Regions from separate parts of the Homo sapiens genome. Here region 2 is linked to region 1. Evidence: read pairs that join two places in POLR2A ChIA-PET (ENCODE). Cell type or tissue: MCF 10A. All regions are shown on one strand. Region 1 overlaps PTPN14 (protein tyrosine phosphatase non-receptor type 14). Region 2 has its middle 64 kb from the start of SMYD2.

Region 1 (4,000 bases):
TACCTGACTCTGGTTTACTCTCAAATGAGCTTTGTCTAGTCACGCCAGGAATGCTTTGTTGTAAGACACCCCACCCTTCTTTGGGAGATGTGCATTCTGCAACTCTTCAATTCCACTTCTTTTTGCTGTCAGTATCTATATCCACAATGATGTATGTCCTGGAATGTCAGAGCTTATTACACCTAAAAATCAGAATGGGAAATTCCCCATAATCAGCACCGCCATTTGTGAAGCAGACACATTGATGGGGGCACTCTGCTGAGCACAATCTCAACACCCCTACGACAACAGGGCTTCTCTTACTATATCACCCCATTTTACACACTAAGGACTGAGGCTAAAGAGAGGAAATAACTTCCCCCCACGATCACTCAGTGACTAAAGACAATCAAGTTCAAACCCAGAGCTCCATCTGAACCCATGTTCTTACCCAATGAACCATGCTGATATGACGCAGAAAGAGGGTTATCAGCTATGACCTTATGATATAAAAGTAACAATGACAATAGCAAGCACCCACATTCTACAAAAAACAACTATGACATACCATCAGCAGTTTATCTTTGCTCACCCACAGCGGACATTACTCAGACATGGTGGAGGGGGCCCTGAGGCTGGGACCCAATTTCAGCCCAAGGAAGCTCTATCCAGAAGGCATGGTGGCAGAATCAGGGTCCCATCCCAGCCATAGCACCCTGCCAGAGCCTCTTACCTAGATGGCCTATTCTACTGTACCACTGTGTTGTGGAATGAGAGAACCTGAGCATGTCGCATAGAACCTCTTCAAAAACCAATTTGAAAAACACAATCACAAAAGCAAATGGAAAGGTTTTCCAGCCAGGGCAGATGACTCACTCATCAAATCAAAAGAAACTCACTGAGGATAAACATACCTTGAGCTTGCTTCGCTCTTTTCCGGAGAGGTGCGCCCTGCAGGGACAGAAGTAGCCAAGAAAGAAGGGCTCTCCTGGAGAGACAGTTGTTGCTTGTGACCTCCCTCAGCAAAGCTTTCCACACCTTCCTTTCCCCCGTTTCCTTCCTCCCATGCCTGAGTGAGTTCCCTCAACTTCTCTCCCATGTCCAGGGTGTCACTTCCTATCCAAACAGTGAGCAGCAGCTAAGCCACTCTGCCAGCTCTCTCCATCTGGGTCTGAGCATCCAGCACTGAGCTTCCCTGGGAATGTCGCCTCATTCACCAGTTTCTCCAGCCCCACCAGCAAGCCTCACCCAGAAGCAGTCATTTCCATGCCTAAGCCACTTACACACTGCATAACCATGGGTCCGAAGCTGGCTCGCTCCCTGCATTTCTAACATGGGGATGAAAACAGTCCCCACCACCTAGAGTTGTTGGGAGGGTTATGAGTTAATAATCTATAAATTCCTGGCACATGGTAAGCATTGGTTATGTGTTTGCTATCACCGCCATTATTATCCTTGCTACTTCACGGAATACTGCAGGAAACCCAAGGAAACACAATGACTGCTAAATACCACAGCTGTAAAAATGTTTTCCCAACAAGCCAATTGTTACAGAGCAGAGAATTTTTAAAGTTAAGGCTGTTCATCACTAAGAGAAAAAATATGAAACCAAAACATGCAACTACAGGTCCCACTGACTGGAAACCGCAACAGGGTGCCCAGTGGGTTTCAGATATGTGACCACTCCAGTGAATCAGTACAACCAAGTGGATTCTAGTGTATAACGCAATCACTTCTCCAGAGCCAAGAAGCTGAATCAGAGGGGAGAAAGAATGAAAACAGGTATGAACTAGTATCAGCTGTTAAAGAGTTGTATAATCCCAACTGATGTAACCAAATGTTAATTACTAACAGGGAAAAACAAAGCTTCTAAACAGACATGGTCGTGCTGCTCATTAAAGGTATACTGCGGCCACACATGCACGTACATGCACCACAAACCCATTACAATTGTTCTTTCTTCTCTCTGTCCCCTGCCTTGTAAAGACACACAACACACACATACCCCACACTACTTAAGTGGACACTTGGAACAACTTATGTTGTACTAAGTAGCTCTCAGTGATATTACAAAGAAAAAGAACCTGTCTAATGCTAACACAGTAACTTTACTGTTGTAAAAATAATTTGTTAGCATACTATCATTCCTGTTACCATCGGTGACCTCAAAACAAGATTTGTTCAGCTGCTTGCATCCGTGCTGAGCAAGCCTGGGCCTCTAGAGATGAGATACTGCATGTGGGGATGGCTCTTCCCCTGTCTGCAACCCTGTAGGGTGTAAGCACACTAAGGAACAAGAGGGCAAAAGTCAGGTGCTTCAGTTTTCAAGTGGGACTCTTAGCTCTTAAAAACTGCAAGACTTAACTATGTACAATTTCTAACAAATTTGTATCTAATAAATACAGCAAATACTGTACAGAGTAAACCTAATTCAAGAGACTCCTTTTGCTCTTCTGATTTATGTTTCAGAATGCTAAGGATTTCAAACCTCCCTAGGAATAAACACCATTTACTAAAATTGTTGTACATAAGCAAAGAAATCCACAGAAAAATACATGCGTACTTCTTCTTCAATTAGATTATAAAAGGGCAGAAACCAACAAAGTTTTATATATTATTTGCACCCCAAATCCCTTTGCACTATAATTAGCACTGACTCTGAACTCAGCAGTGTCACTCTAGGGAAACTTTCATTGGAAATAAAAGCAATGAATCTTAAAAATTCTGTATAAGGATGCTGCATTCAACGTCATTTGTAGTAGAGGGTGGCAATTTGTAACAACCTGAGTATCCATAATACATAGTTCAAGTACATTTTGGCATATCTACATTATTTAGGCTATTCTGCAGTTATTAAAAATGAGTTCAATCTATATTAGCTCTGAACAATGCTCATGATGTGTTACTAAGTAGGAAAAGTTGCAGAGTAATATATAAGGCAAAACCAAAGCAAATAAACCAGTTACCTTGTGTATGTTTAGGTTTATATGAGCTTGGAGAAAACCAGGGAGTATTTCCATACTCAGAGATATAAGAGGAGGAACAGAGAAGAAACATCTACTTTCTCTTACACAATCTTTGGATTATCACCATTGTATTTGGAAAAAAAACAAAAAACAAAAAAACCTTAATCACCTAACATATGTCCCTCCTAAATACTATATGTAAGAAAATTTGGAAGAAGGGTTCCTTCAGTAGAACACTCATGATTCATTGATCGTTTCAGCTATAATAGCCTTTAAATGATTACTATGTGCCAGGAAGTGTGCTAAAGACTTTTACGTGTATTTTCTCATTTATCTTCACACGTCCAATTTACAGATAAGGAAACTGAGGCTACATAACCTGGCCAAAGTTCCAGAGCTAGCAGGTGGCAAAGGCTGGCTCCAAAGCTCAATCTTTCACCATTAGGTTATACCATAAGATGTACATTTACATAATAAAATAAGTAACAATAGTCAATTATTTATTAATAAATACTATTTAGAGCACTCTCCCATTATCACATGGCTTTCAGCACCATATACAATCATACATTGACTAAATACAAAATGTACAAAATAGTACATTTTGCTTAAAAAAAAAAAAGGATCAAGCATTCCTTTTTAAAATCAGAATTTTTTGGTCTGGCACAGTGGCTCATGCCTGTAATCTTGGCACTTTGGGAGATCGAGGTGGAATGATCACTAGAGTCCAGGAGTTTGTGACCAGCCTGGTCAACAAAGCAAGACCCACATCTCTACAAAAAATTTAAAAATTAACTGAATGTGGTGGTGCATGCATGTAGTCTCAGCTACTCAGGAGGCTGAGGCAGGAGGATTGCTTGAGCCTAGGAGTTCAAGGCTGCAGTGAGCTATTGCATCACTGCCCTCCAACTGGGGCAACAGAGCAAAACCCTGTCTTTTTTTTTTTTTTTTGAGATGGAGTCTCGCTCTGTCGCCCAGGCTGGAGTGCAATGGCGTGATCTTGGCTCACTGCAACCTCTGCCTCCCAGGTTCAAACGATTCTCCTGCCTCAGTCT
Region 2 (4,000 bases), 130 kb before region 1:
TGTAGCTCCCATAATTCCCATGTGTTGCGGGAGGGACCTGGTGGGACATAATTGAATCATGGGGGTGGTTTCCCCCATACTGTTCTCGTGGTAGTGAATAAGTCTCACGAGATCTGATGGTTTTATAAGGGGAAACCTCTTTCCCTTTGGCTCTCATTCTCTCTTATCTGCTGCCACGTAAGACGTGCCTTTTGCCTTCCACCATGATTGTGAGGCCACCCCAGCCACATGGAAGTGTGAGTCTGTTAAACTTCTTTTTCTTTATACCCAGTCTGATAAAGACATACCCGAGACTGGGTATGTCTTTATCAGCAGTGTGAAAATGGACTAATACCATTAGGAGACACTTTGGTCCACCCAAACTTTAATAGTGCTGTATTAAGACCTTTGTTTTAACCCTATCAATGTCTGTCTTAGTCATACCTTTTTTTTTGTTTGTTTTTTTGAGATGAAGTCTCACTCTGTCACCCAGGCTGGAGTGCAATGGCATGATCTCAGCTCGCTGCAACCTCCTCCTCCCAGGTTCAAGCGATTCTTCTGCCTCAGCCTCCCAAGTAGGTGGGATTACAGGTGTGCACCACCATGCCCGGCTAATTTTTTTATTTTTAGTAGATATGGGGTTTCACCATGTCGGCCAGGCTGGTCTCAAACTCCTAACCTCAGGTGATCCACCCACCTTGTCCTCCCAAAGTGCTGAGATTACAGGCGTGAGCCACCACACCTGGCCTCATCCCATTTTTTAATAACCATTCAAGGTTTTCACCCTGCTGGGACAAGTCTGTTGACTCTTTCCCTTTCTTTTTGCTTTTTGTTTTGCCACTATCAATGTTTTCTTTATTCACTCCATTTCTTAACCATTTAAAAATTTCTACCCTCTTAGGATGAATCCCTGGACTCATCCCTCTACCTTTCATACCTATGCCTAATTCATATTTTCCTGTGAATTAGTCTAGTGTTTTAATTAGCATCAGTAAGAACCATGAGAGGAAGCAGAGAGAGCAAATTTGATAGGGCTTCTAAGACTGTTGCTCAGTTTTGCAGCAGTAAAGTTATATGCGACACCCACGCAAAAGGTGCCCATGCCTCTTAATCATAACATTGACCATGATCTTGGCAATGGGCATATTCAATGGGTGAGTGTCCCAATTACCAAAAAGCCAGTCCCACATGACTTGCATACACAGTTTATCAGGTACTTCATCAGAGTGTTGCTTTTAACATTTATAGGGGGAGTTGGACAGCCTCACTTCTCAGAGTAAACATACCTCATAGTGCCTTTTATCCAGTCCACCAGGCTGGTTGTTTCTTCAGGAATAACCTGCTGTGTGTCTGTGTCAGATATAGCCATCTGTGATTGTTCCACAGTGAGCAGTGAGTCCTCTGTCAACCCAGACATGTTCTTTCATTCTGCAGCATTCAAAACCAAAGATACTGTCTCTAAATCAGTTACTCTCAGAATCCACTTAAGTAAGGGTTTTTCAGGAAGCTGATGATATTGATCTACAAATGCGACAACTCTTCCACACTATCCCCCCTGGTTTCAATAGTTTATTGGTTGTACCTTCCCCCTACACACACCAACTTCTTGGTGACCAGAGGTCTTAGAGGTACCCTTTGTTGTCTCCACATAATTCTACCCTTTGAGGGCAGCTTCAAGGCTAGTGGCCAAAGTTCAGACTGACCAAAATCTGAGTTTGGTTTAGCATCAAAGTCCATCCAGCACTCTTTTAATTTCACTTTAGCTATTACAGATATAACAAAAACCAAGGAGTTATATGTTCTGCACTTTTCCTATTCATTTACATTTCCTTACGCATCCAATGAACCAATTCCTCAGCAGTTAGATCCACCTCCAAATTCCATTTGTAACTAAATTTAGTCACTGATAACAGCACAGCTGTCATGCTGGTCCATATCATGGGTGACTACATGACCACCCAGGAATCAAAAGTTCTGTATCTCCCACCCTTTCATCCTTTCTCTTCCCAAACCACTTTTCCATTAGCTAGGACCATTCTAGTGAATCCTAAATTTTCTGACACTAAATAATCAGGGTCTTTCTAATCCCACTTCTGACACCAATATGAGCTGTTTTGACTCACAACAGTTCTGAAACCAAATGTGTGGTGTTTTTGTTTTTATGCCTCACAACCATTCTCTAACTCTTCAATCACCAACTGTGTGTCCTACAATTCAATTCAACTCTGACACTAATTACCCAGAGTTAGTGTCAGACTACACTGGTTTAAGGGCTCAGTCCCACAAGACTGCCCTCACTTCAGATGCCAGTCACAAGTTATTCAGGTTCCCAGGTTAACCATACTTCTGTCTGACTTGGCTACAAAGTCAAGGGCTTCCCACAACACCTCCTCCCTTATTTTATGTTCATTAATTTGCTAGAATAGCTCACAAAACTCTAAAACACACTTTACTTTCTATTACTGGTTTATTATAAAAAAGACAAATGAATAGGCCAATGAAGAGGGTGAACATAGGGTAAAGTCCGGAAGGATCCTGAGAGAAGCTTCTGTTCCCATGGAGTTGTGGTATGCCACACTCCTGGCATGTGGATGTATTCACCAACTCAGAAGCTCTCTGAATGCTATTGGTCAGGGGGTTTTATGGCAATTCCATTACATAAGCACAATTGATTAATTCACCATTGAAATTGACTCAATCTCTAGGATCTCTTTCTTTCCAGAGGTTGGGGATGGGGCTGAAAGTTCTAAGCTCCTAATCAAGTCTTAGTCTTTCTGAAGACCTGCCCCCATCCTGAAGCTATCTAGGGTACCACTAAGAATTGTCTCACTACAGCCGGGCGCGGTGGCTCACGCCTGTAATGCCAGCACTTTGGGAGGCCGAGGCGGGTAGATCACAAGGTCAGGAGATTGAGACCATCCTGGCTAACATGGTGAAACCCCGTCTCTACTAAAAATACAAAAAATTAGCCAGGCTTGGTGGCGGGCACCTGTAGTCCCAGCTACTCGGGAGGCTGAGGCAGGAGAATGGCGTGAACCTGGGAGGCGGAGCTTGCAGTGAGCCGAGATCGCACCACTTCACTCCAGCCTGGGTGACAGAGCGAGACTGTGTCTCAAAAAAAAAAAAAAAATTGTCTCACTAAAACAAAAGAGCCTCCTATCACCCTTGATATGAAATTCCAGAATTTTCTGTGATACCACATGGCCATTGCTTGTTTTGCTATATGTTAATGTCTTTCATAATAACTTCTGAGCTCTGTATATATTGGGGTATTAGCTCCTTGTCATATATTAAAAATATTTTTACTCTAGTTGTCCATTAACTTTATTTTTCATGACCCTTGCTGTACAAAAGCAGATTGTTTTCATCTTTAAGTGAATAAAACTATTACTGGTTTATTGTAAAAAGTAATATTAATTTTTATTTAAATCTTTCATCTAGCTAGAATTTTTTTTTTTTTTTTTTTGAGACTGAGTCTCGCTCTGTCACCCAGGCTGGAGTACAATAGCGCAATCTCGGCTCACTACAACCTCCGCCTCCCGGGTTCAAGCGATTCTCCTGTCTCAGCCTCCTAAGTAGCTGGGATTACAGGCATGCGCCACCACGCCTGGCTAATTTTTGCATTTTTAGTAGAGACAGGGTTTCACCACGTTGGTCTGGCTGGTCCCAAACTCCTGACCTCGTGATCCACCCGCCTCGGCCTCCCGAAGTGCTGGGATTATAGGCGTGAGCCACCACGCCGGGCAGAATTGTTTAATAAGATATACAGGCCAAGCATGGTGGCTCATGTGTGTAATCCCAGCACTTTGGGAGTCCAAGGTGGGCTGATCACTTGAGCCCAGGAGTTCAGGATGAGCCTGTGCAACATGGCAAAACCCCATCTCTATAATAAATACAAAAATTAGCCGGGCGTGGTGGTGCATGCCTGTAGTCCCAGCTACTTGGGAGGCCGAGGTGGGATCACCCGCGCCCAGGAGGCACAGGGTTCAGTAAGCCAAGATCGTGCCACTGCACTCCAGGC

Evidence for each region. Peaks named below come from ENCODE experiments on the same cell type or tissue, not always from the same donor. Only the 100,000 strongest peaks of a DNase experiment are listed, where the experiment ranks them.
Region 2: POLR2A ChIA-PET joins it to region 1 with 7 read pairs; 7 of 35 experiments call an interaction of 5 or more read pairs at or near these places.

What each region holds. Positions count from the first base shown.
Region 1 is chr1:214,475,462-214,479,461 of GRCh38, forward strand. The region is part of intron 1 of PTPN14 (protein tyrosine phosphatase non-receptor type 14); the gene reads right to left. Among named protein-coding and RNA genes, the nearest start is that of PTPN14, 74 kb to the right of the region's middle. In MCF 10A, no CTCF peak of the experiment used is centred here; DNase peaks (open chromatin) are centred at 910, 1,700 and 2,180.
Region 2 is chr1:214,343,004-214,347,003 of GRCh38, forward strand. No RefSeq gene overlaps it. Among named protein-coding and RNA genes, the nearest start is that of SMYD2, 64 kb to the left of the region's middle. RefSeq lists an enhancer at 1-30. In MCF 10A, no CTCF peak of the experiment used is centred here; no DNase peak of the experiment used is centred here.